2 separate regions of the Homo sapiens genome follow, and region 2 is linked to region 1. A link is a loop called in an ENCODE intact Hi-C map of the cell type or tissue named here. Cell type or tissue: breast epithelium. All regions are shown on one strand. Each heading gives the region's core, and the rest is flanking DNA. Links, peaks and the distances in the headings are about the cores only.

Region 1 (8,416 bases), core at 2,101-7,100:
GAAATCCTTTCCTGTCTACTTGATTCTGCAACTCTTTCAGCAAGGCCCAGCTCACACTCCTCACTGTGAATCCCTCCTGAATTCATGCATGGGGAGCTGCTCGCCCCAGTCTCTGTGTCCCCAGCCCCCGGAGCACCCTCATCCCAGCACCTGTCACCCGAGCTATGATGACCCCCAGGAGACCATCAGCTTGTTGAGAGCAGGGTCTCTGCCCGATTTCATCCCTGCATCCCAGGATTCTACCTGGAAATAGACCCTCCACAAATGCCCCCTGGATGGACAAAATGCCCTATTTGATGAAACCTTGAAAATAGAAAATCTCAGAATTTAGAAGCAACTTTTTTTTTTTTTTTTGAGATGGTGTCTCACTCTGTCCCCCAGGCTGGAGTGCAATGGCGCAATCTCGGCTCACTGCAACCTCCACCTCCCGGGTTCAAGAAATTCTCTTGCCTCAGCTTCCCAAGTAACTGGGATTACAGGCGCACACCGCCATGCCCAGCTAATTTTTTATTTTTATTTTTTTTTATTTTTTAGTAGAGATGGGGTTTCACTGTGTTGCCCAGGCTGGTCTCAAACTCCTGAGCTCAGGCAATCCACCCACCTCGGCCTCCCAAAGTGCTAGGATTACAGGTGTGAGCCACCGCGCCCAGCCAAAGCAATTCTTCTTTATCAGAAGGACTTGAGGTCTGCGCAGGGAGCCAGCCCACCCCCAGGGCTTCCTATTGGCCCTGCTCCCTTGCTGGAAAAGACCACAGTCATCATTCTCAGGGTGGTGGAGGGGGACCCGGAGCTCCAGGCATCCAAGTGTGGGGGTCTTCTCTGATCCTGCCCTTGTTGTCCTGGGCCCAGTAGTGCAGATCAGAGCAGACCTTCCTCTGATCTATGTGAACACATTCATTTGCACATGGACCCCACGAGCAGGCCGGGCCTGGCCCCAGAAGCACTCAGTTATTTCTTTCTCTGGAGCCTGGACATCTTGAAACTGCTATGGGAAGCAGCAGAAAGGGCCAGTGGAGCCCCTGCCATTAGGCAGGTGTCTCAGCCAGGCCCCAAGCCACTCTTGTGTCCATCTGCCAGATTAGGAAACTGACACTCAGAAAGGTGGGAGACTGGGGCCAGGACGATTCAGTTCTACTGGCCACCATGCCACCTGAGATGAGAGGAAGCTGGAGACTGGAACCCCATCCCTATACCAATGAGGGCATAATACACCCTCCCCGCCAAGCCCCACTGGCCACCTGCAGCTGACCCCCTGGTCCTGCCAACACCAGCTCCCAAAGCCTCACCTGTGATCTTGGGGATGCCTTCCAGCCGAGGCACGGGCAGCAGGACGATGACACCCTGGTCAGTGCCCACCCAGAGCAGACCCTGGCAGATCAGGAGGCTGGTGACACACAAGTGCTTCTGGCCTGCAGAAAGAGAGGGCGGCTGAGCAGTGCCCTCCTGGGGAGACAGCATGGGCTCTGGGTACCACCACGAGATGAGGGCCTGGCACAGCGGGCTCCTCCCCTGAAACCAGCAAGAAGTTGGGCGGTGGGGTGGGGAAGAGCTGGGGCTTTGGAGGCTGACCTGCCTGGGGTCTGGCCACGAGGTCCTGCAGCTGAGCACTCCCCTAACCAGCCTCAGTTTCCGCCTGTGTAAAGTGGGGCTGCCATACGGATGCATTGGGGGAACACCACAGGCACAGCGCCTGGTCTGTGTGCGCTCTCAATACACGGCGGCCAGGTCATCCGGCACAAAGGGTTGTCCAAGGGCAATCCATGCAGGGATCCAGCCAGCCAGCTACGAGCAAAACCAGGGAAGACTGGGGAGGTGCAAGCTTCTCATCGGTGTTGGTGCAGATGGAAGGCATAAGTAGGGCCGGGTGGGGCTCGAGAGGCATCGAGGTGGCTCTGCTGCAGCCCCTCAGGGCCTGCCCGTGTGGGTGCTTCTTCAGATGAGGTCACAGCACACCCTGCAGGCCCTGGGCCCAAGAGTGAAGCACAAAACTCGCTGGTGGGAAGCAGCATGTTTCTGATGCCAGTCCAGATTCATTCTTTTTAGCTCTCCCCTCAGCTCTGTCTCTTCATTTTAGCAAGAATAGCAATGTCAGAGAGGGCGTGGGGGCAGGCCCCTGCTCCTAACAGAGAGGATGCCAGGTGTGGGCTGCCCAGCACGGTGGCTGAGAACAGGGCTCCAGAGCCAGGTGCGGGATTCACACCTTGGCTCTGCCACTCTCCAGCTACATGACCTGGGGCCCATCCTAAACTCCTCTGGGCCATGGTGTCCTCACTTGTAAAAGGGGCCAAGGATAATACAGTCACATGTCACATAATGACCTTTCAGTCAACAACAGACCATGTATACAATGGCAGTCCTATAGGACCGTATTTTTACTGTCCCTTTTTGATGTTTGGAACACAGATACTCTCCATTGGGTTAAATGAATGAACGTAAAACAACCCCGTGCCTGCACATGGCAAAATGGGCGCTACCTGCTGTCATCGCTGCTGCTGCACTGTTGCCAACAATTCTAGCAATGGGAATGGGCACAAGGGAGAGGCTGGGAGTGCAGGGGGCAGGAGGCTTTCTGAGGGGGCTGAGAGGCGTGGGGTACAGGCTGCCGGCTCAGGGACAGACCCTCCACCATGTCACACACAGGGTGGACGGCGCTGCCACACTTCCTTAGGCTTCACTGGGCAGCTGCCTTTCTAAAGGGCTGTCTCCTTCTTGCCCTGATCCTGCTGCCCTCTGGGAGAGGCTTAGGCTGCATTCCAGAAGGTTTCCACTTTCTGCTGCTTCTGGTCCATGGATCACATTTGAAAAAACACAGCTTTGGAGTTTCCAAAGCACTCGTATACCTGCTCTCATCTGACACAAGGCTTGCAACAGCCAAGACGTATGCAAGACACAAATGCCGGCCCCATTTTCCAGGCACGGATGTTAAGGCTCAAAGAGGTCCCCCACCTGGTGAGTGCAGGGTGGGGTGGAGTTGAGGTCTGCTGCTCACCACTGCCCAGTGCTTCCATCACCTCTCCCTCCTTGGGCATGACACTTCAACTCCATACATGTGGGTGTATGTGCTTCCTCTGCAGTGCAGGCACAGAGAGAAATGGTGTGGCTCTCTCACCCCAAAAGGCAGGTTACCGACTCGGGGTACACCCAGCATTGCCTAACACAGTGTGCCATCCCATCACCAATCCATTTACCTCCCAGATGCCTACTGCATGGCAGACCCCACACTAGGTGCTGGGGGCACAGCTGGGACCATGTACATAGAGTCCTGTCTTAAGGAGCAGACACTCTAGAACTTTCTTTGATGATGGACATGTTCCCTACCGTGCTGTCCAATTTGACAGCCATCAGCCACATGTGGCTTCCGAGCACTGGAAATATAGCTAGTGGCACTGAGGGACTGAATGTGTTATTTTCTTTCATTGTAATAATGGCTACTGTATTAGACACAGAGGTGTAGAGAGGAGATACAGGAAACAAAAACAGAAACAAGGGATGTAAACACCAGGCAGAGGATTGAAACAGGGCGACAGGGCAGAGCCAGTGGAGGATTCCCGGGTCTTCAGGCCTCCCTCTACTTCCTGGAAGGATAGGGAGGCAGGCGTGAGGCTGCTGGGTGACAAGGCGGAGGTGGCCACACCAAGACCTGAGCCAAGGCCCAGGAGACAGGGCATGCAAAGGCCCTGTGACAGGAATGAGCTCATCCAGTCCGCCGAGCAGAGTGAAGCCAGTGCACCTGGGGCACAGAAGGCAGACTCCAGATGGTCAGAAGAGGGGATGGGTCAGGGCCAGGACTGGGGCTCATAATTCTGGCTGCAGTGAAAAGCTACCGGAAGGCCTAGGCAGGGGAGTAGCGTGACGTGATTTGAGTGGAACGTTCTAGCTACAGTTGTGGAGGGTGGGAGTGGGAGGAGCAAGGAGCCCAGCAGGGGCTCCCGCAGCTGCCCAGGTGGGAAGGGCGGCGGCAGTGAGGTGAGGAGAGCCCAACCTGTTTTAGACCTGTTTGGAGCAGAGCGACAGAGCTGCTGGGAGAGGGGAGCAGAGGTGGAGCAGAGGAAGGAACCCAGGATAGCACTGAGGCTCCTCTGCCTGGAGCAGCTGGGTGCATAGCAGTGCCATGGCCTGGGATGGCAAAGGAGCCGGTTTGGGGGTTGAAGCCCAGAGCTCCTGGTTGGATGTGTGGTCTGAGACACAAATTAGACACACCCGAATGGAGCTATCAAGCAGGCGGTGGGATTCGAGTCTGGCAACATGATGCAAACTCAAAAAATCACATTCATAGCGTCCCTGCAATGTGGAAATGCAAACTAGGCTGAAAAAAAAAGCCCACTAGTGACTTACAGCCTTGGCCAACAGGGGCTATTTCACAAACAGTACCTGGGTGTCTGTGGAGCTGGGACTATTTCCCACACCTAAATCCATTCCAAAAGTGAAGGCTCAGAACTATGATGGCAGCCTCCGGTCCAGGGTCAGGCCCCCAGCCCTCCTGGAGTTGGCCAACATGGGAGGCTCAGGCCATGAGCCCCTTTCAACAGCTGACTTCTCTTCTTAGCCCTGGTCAAGGTCTGTGATGACCTTATTTTGCTATTTGTTTACTTATGACAAGCTTTGTGAGGGCAGTGACTTATCTGTGTGCTCATGGTTAACTCCCCAACTCCTGGCCAAGTACCTTGGCTCATGGTAGACTCTCAAGAAGTATCTGTGAGTGAATGAGTAAATGGATGGATGGATGGACAGATGGATGGATGAAGGAAAGGAGAAAACTTGGACAAATCATTTCTCTCATCCATCAATGAGTACTACAAACCTGCCTTGCTCAATTTTATAATTATTAGAAATATTAAATATATACACACATATATATATACATATAATATATATACACAATTGAGCACAGCTCTTAGCCCATAGTATACAATCAATAAATAGAGGCTATTAGGATAATGTTTATGATTATTAAAAGGATCTGGACGCTAATGTCTTAAGATCAGCTCCATCAGAGCCATAAACCCACAAGAACAATTAAGCCAAGAGAGGGGACAGTGGTGAATTTTTCATTCCACAAGCCTCATCGCCTCCCTCTCCAAGACCCCCAGGGCATGGAGACCGGCAGGAGACCATTTCCTGCTGCCCCTGCATCCTCCCAGCCCCCACTGGACGGCAAAACCGACAAATGGGAGGAAGGCAAGCAAGAAACCGAAAGAGATGCCGGAATTGAGAAATGGCTTCATCTGCAGACCTCATTCTGGGGCCTTCCCCCTCCCCCTCCACCTCAAGGAAAAGAGCAAGACACTTCACAAACAGTCCGAAAGAAAAAAAAAATTCTAATGGTGAATAAATATTTTATCACAGAGACTTAATGCGGCAGTGTTCAACTCACCCAAGCCATCTATCTGGAGATATACAACTTTAAAAAGCTCAGGCTCTTGGAGAACATTTTATTAATGACCTGTCTGGTTAAAAGGAGGAGGGAGTTTAGGTTAAAAAATGCATTAATACCAGTCGAGTATGCGAGTGGAAGAAAGGGGTCAGGGGAAGGAAGTGCAATAAATTGTTAACACACACTAAAAAAATCCACACTTAGTGTAGGAACAAATTTATTACTAATTATGCAATTATTTCATTTGCTGGTGTGGGGGAAGAAAAAAATACTTAAAAGCCTTTTAAAAATATCTCTAATAAAGAACTTAAGAATCCTGCTGTGTTGCGCTTCTGCAAAGGCACAACGTGGGGTGGATCTGCAGCTGCCCCCCACGCTCTGGTCCCCAGCATGGTGGCTGGGGCTGGCTCTGGCTCAGCTTGGAGCTCAGGGAGCCACTCTCAGATATGAGGGGTCAGGAGGAACTGGTCTGGCAGGGCCCCAGGCTCCACTGGGTTACTGATTGGGAAAGTTCAGGCCTGAGGGAAGAGGGAACCTTCGGGAAACCCCACACTCTGGAACCTCGGCCTACATCCAGCCTTCTCCAGGGTTCAGCCTCAGGGAGGTCTGCCAAAAGAGCGGTCACCTCTGTCTGCACTGATGCAGCTGATGCGACAGGAATGGCACACTGACCTGGAGGGTCTTAGGAGGGGCAAGGAGCCCTCGCAGGAGATGCAGGGCGGGTATGCCGTAAAGACGATGACGGCAAAATGTCACCATCATGGACCGCTGCTGGCTTGAGACGGGGACTGTGGGCACTGTCCTCACACTGTCTCACACAACACCTACACCTGCCCTGCGGGGTAGGGACCGAGGATGGGAAGCTGGTGCTCTGAGTGCTCCCAGTCAGAGCTGGAAGACAGGGGAGGGATTCCAGGAGGAATTCTGGCTCCAGGCTCTGGTGTACCCCACCCAGCATGGCCAAGCTGACTCAAATCTCAGCCCTTTGTTATATGAATGGGGAAACTGAGGCCCAGGACAGGGACACAACCGCCCAAGGCTACACAGTAAGTGTGAGGAAGCTCTAACGAGAGTCCGTGGGGCTGCTCCTGGCTCTGTCCATATCAGCACTGCGATAGCAGACCAGTCATTTCACCTCCTGAGCCCCAGTTTACCTGGCCCTCAAATCATCATCATAACAACGAATGCCCTTCCTTCCTTAAAGGGTAACTGCAAAGAGTAAGTAAGACAACGGGCGTGAAGGTGCATGTGAAACACAGTAAAGTCAGGGTTGTACAGGCAGGAGTGGCTGTTCTAACTACAGCCAGGTCTGTCCACACATCCTGCCTCCCACCACTTGATCAGCTTGACTCTCTCTCACTCTCCTCTGCGCAGACAAGACGAGATTCCAAAGATTTTTAAAAGCCCATGAGATTATCCATTTCTTCATTGTTCCACTAACTTGAAATAATTTAGCTATCAGAGGAAATGTGGAGATAGTTTTGTGATACAGAGACATTTTTATCGTAGTTAAAATGGATTGAACCTGTATAATGGCTAAATACTATGAAACAAGAAAGGGAGGAAGGAGGGAGGGAGGAAGGAGGGAGGGAGGGAAGAAGAGAGGGAGGGAGGGAAGGAGGGAGGGAGGGAAGAAGAGAGGGAGGGAAGGAGGGAGGGAGGGAAGAAGAGAGGGAGGGAGGGAGGCAGGGAGGGAGAGAGGGAGGTAGGGGAAGGAGGCAGGGAGGGAGGGAGAGAGGGGGAAGGAGGCAACCCAAACACAGGTCCCATCAAGCCTCTCACACACCCCAGGAGAACGTGAGTGAAGGGTTCAGTCTCATCGGGCACCTGCCACCCTGCCGGCCCAGGACAGCCACCTTCCCAGCCCACCAGCATTTATCCTCATAACAGTCCCTGAGCTGGGACCTACATCCCATCTTACAGAGGGATGAGGGGCTCCGGGAGATTAAGGGACTTGTCTGATACTGTGTGTTGGCCAAGCCAGGCCTCAAGCCAACTCTCTTTCTCCATTACATACAGTAGGATGCTGGACTGAGTCCGGCCTGATGTGACTGTGGTCCTGCCTCTGGTCTACTGCATGACCACGAGCAAGACGCCCGGCCTGCTGAACCAATCTCAGTGTCTGCATCTGTAATGTGGGGATAATCCCCAGCTCGCAGGGTTAGGGTGAAATGAGATCCTGCACATAAGCACTTGGGGCCTCATCACCTCAGGCCCGGGCAGGGTGGCAGTTATTACACCATTGTGACTGCCGTGGACTGTGTTGTTAGTAACCACCATCCCCGTGTGATCAGTTCAGACTCAAGGACCATCGTGACTGGCTAGAGGGAAGCAGAAACCAGGGTGATTTCCAGGGCCTCGGGAGGGAGTTAGGGACCGGGCCCCTGGGGTAGGCAGAGGTCCCTAAGGCTCCTGCAGTGCTGGCTAACATGCCTGCCCTCAGTATGGCCCCAGAAGACAGGATGCTCAACCCTGCTGGGCATATGGCCACTCCCAGCCTCTGCCATGGCCCATCTGCCAGGTCCTGTGACAATCAGCTCCAGGCCCCCACCTGCCACACGGGCTGTGTTTCCCTGGCCCGAGGGCCCTTTGGCTCTCCCAGCTGCTGAACCCAGCCCTGCCTGGGGCACTGGGACAAGACAGAGCCACTGCACCCTCCCACACTGGCCGCAGGTCAGTCTCTCTGGGGGAAGCTGGGCCAAGGAGGGAAGCAAGGTTAGCTGATGCCTGCTGGCCCCGTGGTCTGCTCTGAAGCCAGCTGGGGTGAGGATGGGCATGGTGCCTGCATCTTGAGCAGCAGATGGCAACGAAAGGCTGAGAGCCAATTCCATGGAGGCCTTGGGGGGCATTTGGTGAGCTCCAGCCTTAATCCTTCGCCGCCATTCCCCTCCACCACCAATCCTGTCCACTTCATCTACACACAGCTACGCAGGAGGGGCCCCAGCCACAGCAGATGCCATCCAAACCCACAGACTAGAAGGCCCAAGAGGGGAATTTGCCTTTCTCAGAAAAAACTCCAAGGACAGAGACCACCCGTTGGCT
Region 2 (6,708 bases), core at 1-5,000, 860 kb before region 1:
CAGATGGGACCATCCAGTTGCAGGAAAACAAGCTCAGGGCTGCCACTGATTCTACATTATGGTGAGTTGTATAATGATTTTATTATATATTACAATGTAATAATAATAGAAATAAAGTGCACGATAAATGTAAGGTGCTCAAATCATTCCAAAACCATCCCTTCCCACCCACCCATCTCCTAGTCCCTGAAAAAAATTGTCTTCCATGAAATTGGTCCCTGGTGCCAAAAATTTGGGACTGCTGCTCTACATTGTATTTGTTTGTCTTATTTCTTGTCTGTCTCCCCCTGCTGGAATGTCAGCTCATGAGAATTCGTCCAGCTTTGCTCTCAGCTATCAACCTGGGGCCTAGAGACTGGCACATTATAGGAGCTCAATAAATATTTGCTGAGTGAACAAACATCCTTATGCAGTAGGTGCCATTAATCCTGTTTTGCAGATGAGAAAACCGAGGCTCAGAAAGACTAAATGGCCGGGCTACCTTTGCACATCCTGGCTCTGTTTAGCAGCTACAGTGTCATAGGCCTAGTGCTAGGCTCTGGGGGCACAGAGATGGGTCCCTGCCTTGGAGAAGTGCCCTGGCTGGAGTGGGAGACAGAGCAGCAGGTGTGTATAACCCAGGCTGCTGTGCAGGGCTGGAGGCAAGCATAGTGGGCTGTAGGAACATACCCCTGTCCCCAGCCTGGGGCATCAGGGAAGGCTTCCTGGAGAAGGTGACACCTGAGCTGAGTCTTAGAGGATGATTAGACATTTGTCAGGTTGGGAGAGGTAGCAGCTAAGGAGGGAAGTGTTGTCCCAGCTACATGGAGTAATAGGATAAGCAAAGCCATCCAGATACGAGAATGTGGGGCTTTTGTATGCCTGCAGATTGTCCGGTCTGGCTGGGGTGGGGAAGAGAATGCATGGCAGGGAGTGGTAAGAGGTGGGCAAGTAAGATAAATGAGGCTGGAAGGTCAGGGGCAAGAGGATAGGGAGCAGGTAGATTGCCCAGGGCCATGCTAAGGAATTTGGGCTTCATCTCCCAGGGCTTGGGAAGGGATAGGGTACGTCACTTTTGGGTTCTAGACTGAGTCTCCGTTGACTGTGGGGAGGTCAGAACAGACTGTGGCCAGGTGGGAGGTAGGTGGACCAACGAAGAGGGTGACCTGGGTGAGCAATGCTGAGGCCTGAACCTGGGTGGAAGCAGGGGCACCTGTGGCGGGAGGAACTTCAGAATTATTAAAGAGGAAGAGCTGTGGCAGCCTGGCGCCAGGAGGCCCGGGCGCTCATGACTGCTGCTTGTCTTGGCCTAAGGCAGTTTTGTCCAGCTTGACAGCCCTCCTGGCCCATGAGATTTTAGCTCCAAGTGATTCCTGGATGACTCAGAAAATCAGCATCACTCCCTTTAAAGGATAAAGGTACAGGCCCCCAGTGGAAAGGTGCTGGCTCGGAGGCCCCTTCCCAAAATACAGGCCAGAATGTCTCCATCACTGACAGCGTCAAGGCCATGTGCAATGTGGCTTGTGGGTAGAGACTGTGGACGTTGGTCCCTGACAGGTCTGGGTTTGAATCTCTAGATCTCTGTCTGTGACCTGCTGCTTCCTGGGTGCAACACAGACAAAATATTTATAGCAGTGACATGAGGATGGAATCAGCTGACACGTGTGAATCTCAGCACAGAGCCTGGCACGTGAGCAGTGATTAACAAATGATCACATTTACTTCACTTTTAGCTACTCCCATTGCCATGATTAGTATTATTTTGGGAAGGATATTTAATTAAAAATATTTTGACTATGGAGAATTTTGAACTTCCATGAAAACGGACAGGGTGTCTAAGGACCCCCATGTACCCAGTCCCCAGCCCCACTCGCCACCAACCCCTCTTCAGTTCTGTCCCCTTCACACCCCCATCCTCTCCTCTTGTCCGTTATTAAGTTAAAGCAAATTTCAAACATCCCATCATTCATTCATAAATATTTCATCGCCATCACTATTAATAATATACAAAGTGACTGCTCTGAAAGTAACGACTCCATCCAGGAAGCACCCGTGGGGATTGGCTTCCTCAGGTTAAACTTGTGCAGGGCACCTTCGATGCCAAGATAAATACAGTCCCTGCCCCCACCAGGAGCTCCCGGTCACAGGCTAGGAGTGCAGGATAGAGAAAGGGGATGGGTATAAACAACTCCAAAAACATGGTAACTAAGTGCTACAATCTAGTTGGATATAAAGTGATGCTTATTTTCTGGACCTGAGATGTAGGGAAGCAGTTCGTTTCAGAGAAGCCTTATATTTACAAAAAAAAAAATCAAAACCAAATGAAGCAGTCATGTGTAGTGCGGGGCAGTAGGGGAGGTGTCGGGTGTGAGGCCAGAGAGACATGAGCTGAATTCCAGTTCCAGCTCCAGCACTTACTGATTGTGTGGCCTGGAGTGAGTCACTTCCCCTCTCCGTGCCTCAGTTTCCTCCTCTATCACACTCATCCCTGGGTAAGTGCTGATGAATTCCATTTCATTGAGCAGTGCTGGGAGAATCAGTTGATATTCATAACCAGGCTGCTGCCCGTGACTTTAGGCAGAACTGCTGACCTGGCAAATTAAGTTGTAACTGAACGGCAAAGAAAAATGTGTCTTATGCGCCCAATTACACAATAGACGGTTTGGGACATGGTTTGCTTAGTTAAATCTATAACCAATTGTGGATCTATCACAGCTTATGATGCTACTCTAATTGGAGCTGGTTGTCAAAGTCAGGTGGGAGGGAGGTCACCAGGATCTATATAGGTTGAGCCCCAGGGCTTGCTGAATGGACCTGGCTCGGTGTCATGGCCCACCATATCCTAACTGTGTTTCTGAGGGCAAGTTGCCACTCCTCTCTGAGCCCCAGTATTCCCATCTGCAGAATGGAGAGAATTCCTGCCCAGCTTCCTCACTTGACTGTGCCCCAAGGCAGCCCCTAGAGAGCTCTGAGGGTTGTTCTAAGTCACTTATTCACCCAGTGAGGATTTATTGGGTACCCATTATGAGCTCGGTGCTGGGCACAGTGCTAAGTGCCAGGTATCATGTCGAGGAGATGGATGGAGCTCTCGACCTCATCATGATGCACTCGGTCCAGGGAGGAAGGAGACATTGCTTGGATTGGTTTAAAGGGAGGAAGGCCTTGGAGAAGTTGAAAGATGGGGTCATTTGACTTCATCTAGAGCTGAGACTTTCCTACCCCTGAGAATAAGGGACAGTGAGCCAGTGGCACTGGAGCTGGGGCAGGAAGGGGGATTCGCACGTGCAAAGGCCCTGTGGCAAGAGGATGCCTGGCTGAAGGGGGTACCATGTGTCGACGGCAAGAGCGAGAGGTGAGCCCAGGGACGTGGATGCAGAGCCGATCGGCAGAGCCTCAGAGCCACACTACGGGGTCAGGGAGCTGCTGAAGTGGGGAGAAGCAGCCCCACGAACTAGATTTTGTTTTCATAGTGCCCCTCTGACTGCCCTGTGGAGAGGGACTGGAGGGAGAGCTGGAGGGGAAGCAGAGGGCACAGCTGGGGCCTGTGCAGTTCTGAGCCATAGATGATGGTGGCTCGGGCTATGTGGGGGTGGCAGCGATTCAGTGGATGGTTCCAGGATGCTTTTGGAGACAGGGTTGGCAGGGCCAGCGGAGGGGTCAGGCAGCCTGCAGAGGGTGTGGGTTTCTGGACAGAGTGCTGGGGTGGGAGAAGCTAGAGGTGGGGAGTCTGAGGGGTGGCCAAGAAGATCCCAGGACAAGATCAGAAGTTCCGGTTACAGCCAGTTTGAGGTGCCCCTGGGACATCCAGGTGGGGTCAGGAAACAGATTAAAGACACCAAGCTTGTGATTTTGTCAGTGCCTCATGCACAGGTGAAATTTCGGAGTCATCAGTGAGCAGGTGGCATTTCAGGCCATGCACATGGAGGAAATCACTCCGGGAGAAAATGGTTTAGGCCCAGTCCTGAAGGCCACTCCTTAGGAGTTGTGTGGAGGGGCAGGGACAGCTGGGGAGACCGAGAAGGAGAGACCAGGGAGGGGAGGTGCAGATGCCGGGAAAGCACGTTGCAAGAAGAGGGGAACCTCCACCGGCCAAATGCTGCTGGGAGCTCCCGATGGGTAGGCTGACAGGCGCCTGTTGGATTTGGCAACGTGAGGTTGGTGGGTGGGGGCCTTTGGGGTTGGGGCTAAGCAGCTGATGGGAGGAGACAGAGAGGCAGGTGTGGGAGCCATGAGGGCTCAAGGGAAGGTGTCCTGACAAAAGAGAGAGGGCAGAACATTTCTGAAAGCTAATGGGAAGGGTCCGGGAAGGGGACAGACTGAAGACGTGGGAGGTAAGTGAAATATGGCATGGAGGGGGTTCCTAGTGGGACCCAGGGTCCAGGTGGAGAGACTGGCTTTCAGTGAGTTGGGGGGGACTTTCTCCCTATAAGAGGAGGGGGCAACTGCAGTGGGGCAGGAGGAAGACATGATGGTGGGTTTGCATCTGATGGCTTCTCTATTCTCTAAGTCTTAAGGGGTAAGGCCTGCAGCAGAGAGCCGGCGGTGAGGGAGGGTTGCGTAGAAGACAGAGGAGAGAAAATAGGCACAAGGTCCTTGGGGAGGCGAGGGCACTCTGTAGATGAAATAAGGTGCACGCTTTTTGGGTAGTTGATTTCCTGAGGCTTAACCACTGTCATCCTGACCTTCTCATTCCTCAAAGGCCACCGCGGCCTCTCCCTGGAGCAGCGGTGCCTTGGCTTTCAGATTTTTCCTTAAGCAGCAAACCATTTCTTCAAATAAAACTTGACACGGAGCCCCAACAGGTGCAGACCAAAGCAAAGCTGTTCTGGCGATGAAGCCTCTGCCCGACTGGCTTCGCCTCCCCTCCCTGTGGCATCTCTGTGAAGTCTGAGGCTCCCTGGGACCCAGTGTGAATTCCACTGATGGAGGAGCCAAGTTCTAGCCCCCTCTTTGCCATGTGTTAGGCAAAGCTCTGTGCCTCGGTTGCCTTGTCTGTAAAATGGGGATATTACCAGAGCGGAGAGAGAAGCCTGCACCAGGGCATTTCTCTCTCTCTTTCTCTCTCTCGTTGTGTGTGTCTGTGTGTACATACTCCCCAACTTCTTTTCTTCCTTTCTTCCTTTCCTTTCCTTTCTTTCTTTCCTTCTTTCTTTTTTTCTCTTCTTTTCTTTTCTTTTTCTTTTTTTTTCAGAACCTCACTCTGTCACCCAGGCTGGAGTGCAGTGGCACAATTTTGACTCACTGCAACCTCTGCCTCCTGGGTTCAAGCGATTCTCCTGCCTCAGTCTCCCAAGTAGCTGGGATTACAGGTACACACCAATGCGCCTAGCTAATATTTGTATTTTTAGTAGAGACAGAGTTTCGACATGTTAACCAGGCTGGTCTCAAACTCCTGACCTCAGTGATCCACCTGCTCAGCCTCCCAAAGTGCTGGGATTACAGACGTGAGCCACTGTGCCCAGCTATTTCTATGATTTCATTAGCATCCATAACCTTGCCTCTTGGTTCTCTATTTAGCAGTCACTCATCAGCTATCTTGGGTTGTTATTGTGGAATTAGGACTTGACCTTGGTCTGACTGCAAAGCCTATGCCATGTAGATGAAACAAAGCATTTTACTTCTCAACCAGATGTGGCAGCCCATGGAGCTGGATGCTGGGGCTTTGTCTTGGGACAGAGGGATTGGAAATGGCCTAAAGGGTGGATTTGCCAGGTGGGCAATAATTCCACATTGTTGGCTGCAGGAAGCAGTGAACGCAGGTGGGGTGGACCAGTTGCTTGGCAGTGTCTGGGCCCCACCTGTCTGCACAGAGCACTGTGTGAGAACAGGGCTGTGATGAGAGTCCACCAGCTGAATTTGCCACAACAGGGAGTGGACTCCCCTCCCCACCCAGCCTGACCTTGAGACGGTTGCCCTGGAAGACCATGCTGAGATGGAGGGGTGCAGTGTGGGCCTTGGAGGCCGACAGACTTTTGTTTCAGTCCCAGCTTGGCCATTTACAAGCTGCATGACCTTCTGTGGACCTCAGTTCCCCATCTGTAACATGGTAGTAAAAGGTCGTCACAAGGATGAATGGGACACTGTGCGCAGCGTGCCCAGCTGGTGCCTGGCACACCGCAGGTGTCCCACAAAGGTGGTCCTTCCTCTGGCTTTGCCCCTCTCTCCCATTCAGAGCCCAAAGGCCTCCCTGCCTCTTCAGTCCTGGGTGAGAAGACCTCTCTGCCCTCTGCGTGTTCCTTGTTATTAAGTGGATGTGGATTTTGGATGGGATGACATGGCACGGTGTGGGCCGTGTGATGGGCAGGCGCCACATGGACCTCAGACTCACACAGAGCTGCCTTTGAATCCCAGTGCCGCCACCTGCTAACTTGATGATCTTGGAGAAGTCACCTGCTTCTCTGGGCCTCAGACTCCTCATCTGGAAAATGGCAAGAATCATGACATCACCTCAAATGGTGATTGTGAGGATTAAATGCATTGCCATTTACACTCCCCGAACCAGACCATAGCCACTTCTGCTTCCCAAGGAGGCAGAGGTGGCACAACTGGTGTCTAGGGGAGAATACATCTTTGCACTGAGGCCTCCACCTACAGAGCCCGCATATAGGCCAAGAGCCAAGCCCAGGAATTCCCTGTCCAGGCAATTTCCGAGCTTCTCCCAGGGCTCTGGGTTGGTAAGGGTGAAGACCGGATTGTTTGGCAGAGCCTGTGTGAGGTTTGGGGTGTCAC

What was found. Hi-C counts contacts between places; a loop is a spot of excess contacts. Peaks named below come from ENCODE experiments on the same cell type or tissue, not always from the same donor. Only the 100,000 strongest peaks of a DNase experiment are listed, where the experiment ranks them.
Region 2: a loop joins it to region 1, with 12 times the contacts of the local background. A loop is called at or near these places in 1 of 110 quality-filtered maps.

Annotation. Positions count from the first base shown.
Region 1 is chr1:17,688,151-17,696,566 of GRCh38, reverse strand. ARHGEF10L (Rho guanine nucleotide exchange factor 10 like) reads right to left here. Exons shown (of 29, transcript NM_018125.4): 28 at 1,287-1,409. Among named protein-coding and RNA genes, the nearest start is that of LINC02810, 25 kb to the left of the region's middle. RefSeq lists an enhancer at 6,196-6,928. In breast epithelium, for the core only: no CTCF peak of the experiment used is centred there; no DNase peak of the experiment used is centred there.
Region 2 is chr1:18,550,161-18,556,868 of GRCh38, reverse strand. No RefSeq gene overlaps it. Among named protein-coding and RNA genes, the nearest start is that of KLHDC7A, 73 kb to the right of the region's middle. RefSeq lists enhancers at 2,983-3,482, 3,483-3,984, 5,534-6,358. In breast epithelium, for the core only: no CTCF peak of the experiment used is centred there; a DNase peak (open chromatin) is centred at 2,068; H3K27me3 peaks cover 1,722 bases.